Linked DNA regions of Homo sapiens: region 2 is linked to region 1. A link is an interaction called in ENCODE POLR2A ChIA-PET data of the cell type or tissue named here. Cell type or tissue: IMR-90. All regions are shown on one strand. Links, peaks and the distances in the headings refer to the core of each region. The heading gives the core; the rest is flanking DNA.

Region 1 (5,212 bases), core at 669-4,668:
GATTCTTTGAACAAAAATAATAAATCATTTGGGGTTTTATAACATGAGGAGTAAAATGTGGGACACACATTTTATGGTTCTGTGGATAATCTAGGGATTGTTTCGAGCATAAGCCAGCCTAACTAATAATATTGTTGGAGAGAAAATTGTAAGAAAATGGTCCTGAATGTGGGACTTATATGAAAATTCTAAATTAACTGAATAGAAATGTGTACAGGACTGGTACTTGGAGATCACTCCCATATAGACAGAGGCATTGCTGTAGGATCCTTCATAGTTCCCTCATTTCCCAGTCTCCACACCTGAATCTCTCAAATGGTACCCTTAACACAATTGAATTTTACTCATAAATTGTGAAATATTAATTAAAAATATATAATTATATATCCCTCTTCAAGGTTGAAAAACTCGGGTAAGACAAATACTATACTTTAAACGATGGCCCACAAAATATCATTACAAAGATGTATTCCTTATGTCTTAAATCACAAATCTGTGGAGAAGGAGATCAAATAGAGAAAAAGGAGGAAAGAATCTTACTTTTGAACACTTGCACGTGAAAGATTATAGGCATCCCTGGAACCTGTACAAAGGCTCTGCAATTATAGATTGATCTACCTGTATATTTTCAGAACCAAGTAATGTCTACCACTCCAAGGGGGGACTTTTTTAAAAGGCATAATAGTAGTTTTTTAGCTATATACAAATGATAAAAGCAAAGACATCAAAGTGGGTAGCCTTTCAACTCATGCTCAATTAGAATAAAAGTTTGGTTGCTGTTTTAAACATTTATGACTAACTAACTGTGACAGACTCTCAGCTTTGCAAACGGGATGATTTTCAGTTGACTTTTGATCTGACTGACAGTTCCTTATACACTTCAGTGTTAGTTTATAACACATGAGCCCACATCTGAATACACATGTGACTAATTAGGGACTGTTTATGGGCCATCCATATAAATTTAACACACAAGAGTGAAGGCATTTTCAACTAGAGGTCATGATTTTAATGAAATACAGCTAATTAACAAAGGTGCCTGACCTAATTTTTTGTATTGTTAAATTTTTAAAAAATGAATAAAATCTAAAATAAAGCGGATTTTGCATATATATCTGATGGAACATAGTAGATCATTTTAAAGGTCAATATTATGACTAGGAAACAAAAATTATGATGAAGGTATTTCTTTTAAAAGCATGGTAACACTATAATAAGCTAATATTGTAGACAGTATTCTGGATCTTGATTTCTAAGAACTTTGTGTCTGAGATTTCCCAAGTGTCATAATGTGCTTTGTTTTAGAGGTTTGACTGCACCCCAAAATTTAGGTCTGATCCCAGCTTTGCCACTTACTAGCTGGAGAATTTGGGGAAGACTCTTAACCTCATCTGCCTTAATTTGAGTATCTAAAAAAAAAAAGTGGGAATAATAATAGTGAAACTCCCTTCGCAAAAATTATATCAGTGAGATACTTTTGGCAGTGGGGGAGAGCCAGTCTAACCAACCACAATTCTTGCCTTTAGCTTTCAAGCTGCCTTAATTATTTCTGGGCTTAGGAAGAGCTAACTTTGGAAAATATTTAGGTTATAGTTTAAATGACAATAGTCATTCTCCTAAACTCAACAGCTTTTATAAATCTAATGAGAGACTACCAAGCTAGGGGGAGGAGAAGAGCATGAATTCTTTTAAGGTGTGGAATGGTCATAAAATATGAAACTTCTCCAATCACTCCTACAGATAACCACTATTGTAGATTGGACTTTTGAGGTATCTCTTCTGGGTTTTGCATGTCTAACACCAATAGCACCAGTAGCTGACTCAGCTCAAGAAGACAGCTTTAACCCCCTATGATTTCATCTCTAACCCAACCAACAAGCAGAAAGCACCCATTTCATAGTCACCCCCACTCCTTTCCCCAAACCATCTTTGAAAAACCCCTAACCTATAAGCCGTCGATGAGATTGATTTGAGTAATAACTCCGTCTCCTGTGTGGCCTCTTGTCAATTGAACTCTTTACTACAGTGCCATTGTCTTTATTTGGGCAGTGGCAGGAAGTATCCATGAGGTGGTTACAATAGTACCAACCTCAGGATTGCTGGGAGAAGTTAACTCATGCAAGACACTTAGAAGAGTGACAACACTTGGTAAAATACACAACAGCTATTTATTATTATTTAATAAAAACAATCACTGTCAGGTGTGAACTGCCTATATTGTGCCTTAAAGAGGTATGCAGTGGCAATCCTATAAGAGGAGAGTCAAAAAAAGGTCTTAGAACTCAGATTTATCAGTGAGATGTAATAAATTTAGTAACATCATTATTCCAAATCACATTTTCTACTGTTTCAAGCAGAAAAGACTACTTTTTTCAAGTGTGAGTTATCTGACAAGAGCCTTCCTCTGAATATTTACTTGAATGTCACCTAGGAAATACTGTTTACAATGACTCATCATGCTGGACATGGAGGGAAGACCCAGTGTTTCACTGAAACTCTCCATAGATCTTAGGGTATTGTGGTGATGTTCTCATTTCCTCTAGACACATCTGGCTTTGAGCTTTGGACTTTTCTGAACTAATTCATTTCATCACCTGATCCCTAGACTTTTATTCCATATTGTATCACACGATAATGACTACTTTTTCTAGCTTACCTCTGTGGTTCACATCACGTGCCCTGAGTCCACATCAGATTTTAGCCACTGAGTGGTAGACCATTCAGCTTCACCCCAAACCTAAGATCATCCCATTTTAGGCGCCGGCATTCTGTCTTTCTGCATTCTGTCACAAAGTCTTTTGTGGCAATGTGGGGGCTCATTGACCTGGACACAAGTGTCATCTATAAATAAAGAAGAGCTAACACCTCTAAGATGACCCTCAACCAAAGGGAAACAGGAACCTGTAGGCAGAGTGCTCCACGCTCCTGTCTTTCCTTACCATCCTGCACATTTCTGTGAGACTAGGAAGGAATGAAGGCCCTAGTGTATACAGTAGAGATCTCAATGATTCACCCTTACTCTGTTTTCCTCCTTCCTTTTTAAATTTTCTCTGCTTCTTAGAATCAGAATTTATTTATCTAAAATAAATTAACTACCTGGACACAAGTTATTTTTCCACATGGGCTTTGCCTCAGGGAGTACCTAAACTGAGTTATTCTTCCAAATTCTATTGACACAAAATGCTGGCTTAGAAGGCTTTTCTTTAAGAATGAGGACTGCAGGGGGAATTTATGTGAGAGAATTGCAAACCAGTTAAGGCTGAATAATTAGACACTCCTGTTCTTAAAATCACCCGGACTCCTCCATGACTGGAGACTCTCAACTGGCAGTATCTTACCACAGGCTCTACCCTTCTGCCAAGATGTATGGCTCACTCTGCTCCTCCCTAGACTTGGTCTCTTTCATCTCCCACCTTCATCCCCTAATCCCTCTTAAACTTACAAATTAGCAGTTTATCTATTATTGGTTTTCTTGGTTTATTGTAGTGTTGGTCTGCGAAATATTTTCCCGAAGTTTGTTATCTCAATGGAAGAAATCTCTGGGACAAGAGGTTGAAGTAACAATACTTCCCCTATTAGACTAGCATTGTTTACTAAACGTAGAAATTCTAATAGGGTACCCAGTAAATGGGACTTGTTTTTTTGTTTGTTTGTTTTTTTCCAAAAGAAGTTTCTAAGAGATACTAAGCAAACAGGAGCCATTATATTAGAACAGAAATTCTTTGATTTTTTTCCCTCAACATTTGGATGGTTTCCATTATCTCAGAGGGTAATACTAATTCTTTGCTGACTCAGAAAGACTTTTCTAATTTTCGGAAATATATCATAACAAGGAATGTAGTGCTTTTACCAAGACTGCTTAGTAAAATCCATGAGGTTGCTAAAGGTGTGACTCTCCCAGACTACAAATCTTTAACAAGCACCTAAACATAATTGAGCATATAGTTTTAAATCTCTTCCAATTTCTTCATTGAGTTTGCAGTTTTCAAACATGAGTGCCTGTTATTCAAAGCTTCAGACTTTGCTATGATTTCTAGATAGAAACAAGTGGAAAAAAAGAAACAGAGGAAACTTTGCTTATTTAAATCACTTCCTTAATTTGATAGCTCAGGATATTTTACATAGATAATATTCTACCGCCACATACTGCAAGTATCTGTGGAACTTCCTGAGAATCTGCAATGAAACGTGCTCAAATGTCTAAAGATATAATAACATTTTCTTGATAAATAATGCTTCCATGTCACATAAAATAAAACTGTCAGCATTCCTTTGTAGGTTTCTCTCAAGCTTAAGAGCAGGTCCTTGACAGTTCTAGCATTGTCTTTAAATATCTTATTGAAATGTAGATTAACACTGTGACATCTTAAAATTGTTGGAAAACCTTTTCCTTTTAAGATTTGTAGATAAGTGAGTATTAATAAGTATTAGCATAGCCACTGTATTTTAGCATTTTATTCTAAATGTTGATCTTCCCCCAGGACCTAATATTTAGATTCATTTTAAAACACAGCAGACTACTTAAGACTGTAAAGTGGATTTTGCATTGAAAGGCCGTGTAGATAGATATGTCTTCAGATCATCAATTTCCGCTACTCAGTCATTATCAAGATCAAGTTGAAGATAAAAGCAAATGCTTCTTCAAATATCTATAGATCCAAAAAAATCTAAAATTGAGGGAAAAAAAAGTATATCCCGTACAATTTTAGCACAGTGTCCTAATTTAGCAATGCTTGATAAATATGTATTTATTGATTTAAAATTATAATTAAGTCTATGATAACACAAGTGAAAGTAAAGGTAAGAAACCATGTTTTAGAGTTTGGTGTTTTATTAGAGGCTATTGACTTTCTCCTTCATTGTTACCTGCCCCCCACTGGTGGGTAGGACAAGATTGGGTGCTTATCTTTTACCCAAACTTTCCTGCTGCACCTGCATTCAGGGTTCTACTTCCATTTATTTCTGAAGTCAGGGTAGTAATCTTATTACTCCCATTAGCAATCAGGATATATTGATCACATCTAACACGAAGTGAAGACCTGGCAAAATAGTTTTTCTAAATAAATGATTCTTAATTTTTTCTGTAATGAAATGCCAGAGTTTTGCTTTTAGTTTTTCAACTCCAGCATTGCTAAATTAACTGTATAATATTTCTTAATGATCAGTTGGGATTGCTAAATATTTGGAGTAAAAAAGCATAAAATTATTGAAT
Region 2 (5,212 bases), core at 854-4,853, 350 kb before region 1:
TGCAGAGGAAAAAGAGAGAGCTTTTATTTCTATAAGAACAATGTGCAGATTAGGGAGATCCGCATTGAGTATAAGTGAAAGTGGGCTTTCCAAAGAACAAAGGAGAAGCTTGGCTTAAGTAGAAAAAGCTCCTACATCAAGTTTTCAATCAGGTCCATTTATGCAAAGGAAGGATTCAATTTTGTTTAGCTCTGTTTGGTCAAGATAGTCAAGCTCTGATTGGGTGGCTTCCCAAACCCTAAACCAGAAGTCTGTGACAGATGCTTTATTCAAATGACTGGTTGGGGTGCTTTCTGGCTGCAGTTTTCCTTGGATCCAGTCACAGGAACTGTTCTGGCTCAAAGGCATAAAGTAGTATGTTTGTCAAGAGCTTCCTTTCCAAGAGCAAATAATGTGTGATTACTCTACCCTTACCCTGCCATGACCACTTAGTTCTGCTGTCTAAATTTGGGTATCTCTGCCATGAGGAGTCCATGTTGTACAGAGAGCTTGGGGCCTTATTTACAGTTTTATTTCATAGCAAAAAAGTGCTATAAAGTAATAGAACAAGAAAGAAAGAAAAGAAAGAAAGAATGAATGAAAGAGAGAAAGAAAGAAAGGAAGGAAGGAAGGAAGGATCTCTTGAAGTTTGCAGTGATGGGAGTGTTCAAGGTAGTTGTCACTGAGAAACTGAGACATAACAAAGCCTTGAAAGAGGCAAGGGATTTAGGCAAGTGAATATCTAGAGTAAGAGTTTTCCAGGGAAAGGGCATGGCTAGGGTAAAGGGTTAGTACCTGGTAATTCCAAAAAAAACATTAATGAGGCCAGTGGGGCTGGATCTAAGTGAGAATGGAAAAAATAGTAAGAGACAAGTAGAATACACAGCAATTGTATGGTGGCTCCATCAAATTGCTCTGAACATTTGAATGAAGCATGCGCTTCACTCCAAAGACTGCTTTCCTTGCAGTAATAAATACTAGCTCAACAGTATATCAATTATATTTTCAAGGTTTGTGATGGAAAAACACAATGACAAAAATTGCAGTTAACATGTAATTGATGTGAAAGTGCCTGTGTTGAGAGAAATTGTATCCTTTTAGCCGATTTTTTGTTTAGTTGAAATGGGCAGTACCATGCTTTTATTGTATGGACAACTTTTGTGAGCGCTCAAAGCTAGAAGAAAGTCCAGGTGCAGTGGCTCATAACAGTAATCCCAGCACTTTGGGAGACCGAGGCAGATAGATCATGAGGTCAAGAGATTGAGACCATCCTGGTGAACATGGTGAAATCCCATCTCTACTAAAAATACAAAAAATTAGCCAGGCGTGGTGGCACAGGCCTGTAGTCCCAGCCACTCAGGAGGCTGAGGCAGCAGAACCGCTTGAAACCAGAAAGCAGAGGTTGCAGTGAGCCAAGATTGCTCCACTGCACTCCAGCCCGAGCGACAGAGCTAAACTCTGTCTCAAAGAAATAAAAATAAAAATAAAAATAAAAATAAAAATAAAAAATAAATAACTAAATAAATAATAAATAAATAAATAAATAAAAACTAGAAGAAAACAGCAAAGAATGAACTCAATGTACTAGTTATCTCCATTTAGTACTCGAGGGCATCTCTTCCTATGCATTTTTCCTATCTGTGAGAAATAGCATTAGATGATGATGGCAATTTTTTAAAAAAAGATTATCATTTGTACCGTAGTGTCCTTAGGAATACTGATAGCTCATGCTCAAATTCAAAAACATCCATACTATGTACAGGAAGTAATAGTTTCATGCTATTCAAGACATTCATTTTGTTTATTTGAACATTCTTGTTGAAATCATAGAGAGGTATTTTTTTCTATCCTTTTCAGTTCCTTAAAAGGATATAAATTTATCTCATCCCTGATGGACATTTTTCCCCTTAAAGCTAGCACATTTCAGGATGAAAAATAAATATACTCCTTGCCCAAAGAAGTACATGTAATTTTACATAATTGTGCAATGGTGCATAATAAAAGAGTAATACATGGTCTCAGTTTTCTAAATTCAATTCAACATGAAATTAAGAAGGTTAGGTATATTGTTGAATGCTAGTTGATTTCTGCAAATAAAGTGGAGTAGGAGTTTTTTTTTCAGTTATCAATTATTTAATTGACTTAACTGGCCCTTTCTTTTCATACATGTTAATGGTCCATAGAAACTAACCCTGATGTACTTTTTCAAAATCCATGTACTAGCTAGGAATATTGCCTTATTCTAAATTATAAAATATCTCTTTTCCTGTAGCATGATATTTAGGGATGAACAGACAATACTCTTCTTCTTTAAGCTTCCATGTAAACTGCACATCATACCCTGAATCTCAGTATTTTCCTCCAACTGCAAAGTTTCTGAGAGAACACACCTATGATAGTAATAGCACCTTTGTACTGAATTTTGTTGAAATGATACATTATTTACCAAAGGGTAATGTGAAAGAAAATTTTGCCAATGTCTCATTCTGTTTTCTTTCCAAAAATAACTTTGTGAGAGTTGTAAATGCTGACTAGAAGCATCTACTGTGCACCACTCTTGTGGAGAGGAAACAAAGTGGTGGGTAAATATTGACTCTTCAAGGGAATCATGTAAGAAACTAGTTGGGATCCATCAGAGGCGTTAGGGGACACATGGAAAACGGAGAATAACAAAGCTGGGAAGGCACCCACCTGGGATCACTGTGAAACCAGGAGAAGCTTCCTAACACAGGGTAAGAGTGAGAGATTAAGAGCCCCCAGGGGATCTACCCTTCCTACAGGGACCTGTGCAACTCTGGGAATGAGAGAACCCCCTGAAACTTCCAACCACAGGCCTCAACTAATACAGAGAGCCTGTATTAATGGAATTTCTTCAGAGGAACCACTCAAGACTATGGGAAGCCCTACAGGCTTTGGATCCCTGAGGAGCCCAGCACTAGCTTCCATTACACCAATAGAGTCCACAGTCACGGTGCCAGGAGAAAGCAGACTGTTCCCAGTTCTTCTCTCCAGACAGGCCTGGACTCCTGCTTCCAGCAGAGTGGCCCCACCTTTTCCTGAACCCTGCTGGTGTGCACAGTTCTGTTTTCCCCTAGGAAACACCTGGATGTTATACTGTACAAGCCCTGTGCCTGCTGCTTCTAGTCAGTAAAGACTTGTTAGATTGAGTGGCTCACAAGCAAGGGAGGATTCCCCCATTCTCAGAACACTGAGAGGGGTGAGATACCCAGGTTTGTGAGCTGGTGGGGGAGAGCATTGTGCCTCCCTCTGTAGGGCTAGTCTGGGAAGGGTGTAGCCTGCATAACCTCTGCCTAAGGGAGCCTCACGCATGGTGTGGAATACTTAACATATGGAACGCTGGTGTGGGATCAGGGATCAGATAGAGTGCCTCCAAGGTCCAGGGGTGGTCTTAGGGAGAGGTTTATTTACCTCCCTCCCCAGTGTCCCACCCCCACTGACTCCAGAGCATTACTGTGAACATGCTGAAACATGAAAGCGCGGCATGGCTAAGAGCCTATCTACAGGCCATCACACTTAAGTGCCATTTCCTGGATCAGAACCCAAATTACAATACCAAAAATATTTTGCCAGTATACAGTGCCTGTGAAACCTAAGGCAAAAACTCAGCCAGAAATACAAATCCTGTACAGAGCATTGACCCTCTGAAAGCACCCAGAAATAGAGCCAACACACTATACTCATCTTACATTACAGTTAAAGGAACAACAGTTCTATCAGATGAGAAAGAATCAGCACAAGAATTCTGGCAATTCAAAAAGCTGGAGTGTCTCCTGACTTCCAAGTAAACAATCTAGGCCCCCAGGAATTGTTCTTAACCAGATTGAAATGACAGACATAGAATTCAGAATCTGGATGGCAAGAAAGCTCATCAAGATCCAGGAGAAAGTTGAAATCCAATCCGAGGGATCCAAGAAATACAGTAAAAGGATCCAAGAGCTGAAAGATGAAACGGTCACTTTAAAAAAGAACCAAACTGAATTTTTGAAATTGAAGAGTTAACTATAAGAATTTAAAAATACAGGCAGAAGCATTAACAGCCGACTAGATCAAGCTGAGGAAAGAATCGCAGCACAAAACCAGTTCTTTAAATCAACTTAGACAAAAATAAAAAGAATTTAAAACATAAATAAAACTTCTAAGAAACATGGAAGTTTGTAAAGAGACAAAAATCTGTCACTCATTGGCATTCCCGAAAGAGAAGGAAAGAAAGTAAGCACCTTGGAAAACATGTTTGAGGATCTAGTCCATGAAAAATTTTCCAATTTCACTAGAGATGTAGACATGCAAATTCAAGAAATATAGAGAACACCTGCAAGAGCCTGCATGAGACAAAATTCCTAAGGCACATCGTCATCATATTTACCAAGGTCAACACAAAAGAAATAATTTGAAAGCAGCTGGAACAAAAGGTCAACACACTTACATAAAACTAGACCCCTACATTTCACCATATACAAAAATTAACTCAACATGGATTAAAGATTTAAATGTAAGACCTAAAACTCTAAAAATCCTAGAAGAAAACCTAAGAAATACCCTTCTCAACAACAGCTTTGACAAAGAATTTATGGCTAATCCCCAAAACCAATTGCAACAAAAACAAAAATTGACAAGGTGACTGATACGGTTAGGCTTTGTGTCCCCACCCACATCTCATCTTGAATTATAATTCCCACAATCTCCATAATTTCCACGTGTCAAGGGAGAGACCAGCTGGAGGTAATTGGATCATGGGGGCAGTTTCCCCCATGCTGTTCTCATGATGGTGAGTGAGTTCTCATGGGATCTGATGGTTTTATAAGTGTTTGGTAGTTCCTCCTGCATTCACTCTCCTTCCTGCCATCTTGTGAAAAAAGTGCCTTGCTTTCCCTTCACCTTCTGACATGATTGTAAGCTTCCTGAGGCCTTTTAACCGTAAGTCAATTAAACCTCTTTCCTCTATGAATTAACCAGTCTTGGGCCATTGTTTATAGCAGTGTGAGAAGGGACTAATACAGGGACTTAATCAGCTAAAGAGCTTTTGCGCAAAAAAGAAATCATAAATGGAGTACACACGTTGCCCAAAGAATTGGAGAAAATATTTACAAATTATGCATCTGATAAAGTTCTAATATCCAAAATCTACAAGGAACTTAAAGCAATCAACAAGTAAGAAACAATCCAATTAAAAAACGGGCAAATGTCATGAACAAACACTTCTCAAAAGAAGATG

Evidence for each region. Peaks named below come from ENCODE experiments on the same cell type or tissue, not always from the same donor. Only the 100,000 strongest peaks of a DNase experiment are listed, where the experiment ranks them.
Region 2: POLR2A ChIA-PET joins it to region 1 with 5 read pairs; 1 of 35 experiments calls an interaction of 5 or more read pairs at or near these places.

Annotation. Positions count from the first base shown.
Region 1 is chr2:145,774,832-145,780,043 of GRCh38, reverse strand. No RefSeq gene overlaps it. Among named protein-coding and RNA genes, the nearest start is that of LINC01966, 900 kb to the right of the region's middle. In IMR-90, for the core only: no CTCF peak of the experiment used is centred there; a DNase peak (open chromatin) is centred at 2,463.
Region 2 is chr2:146,128,568-146,133,779 of GRCh38, reverse strand. No RefSeq gene overlaps it. Among named protein-coding and RNA genes, the nearest start is that of LINC01911, 710 kb to the left of the region's middle. In IMR-90, for the core only: no CTCF peak of the experiment used is centred there; no DNase peak of the experiment used is centred there; H3K27ac peaks cover 724 bases.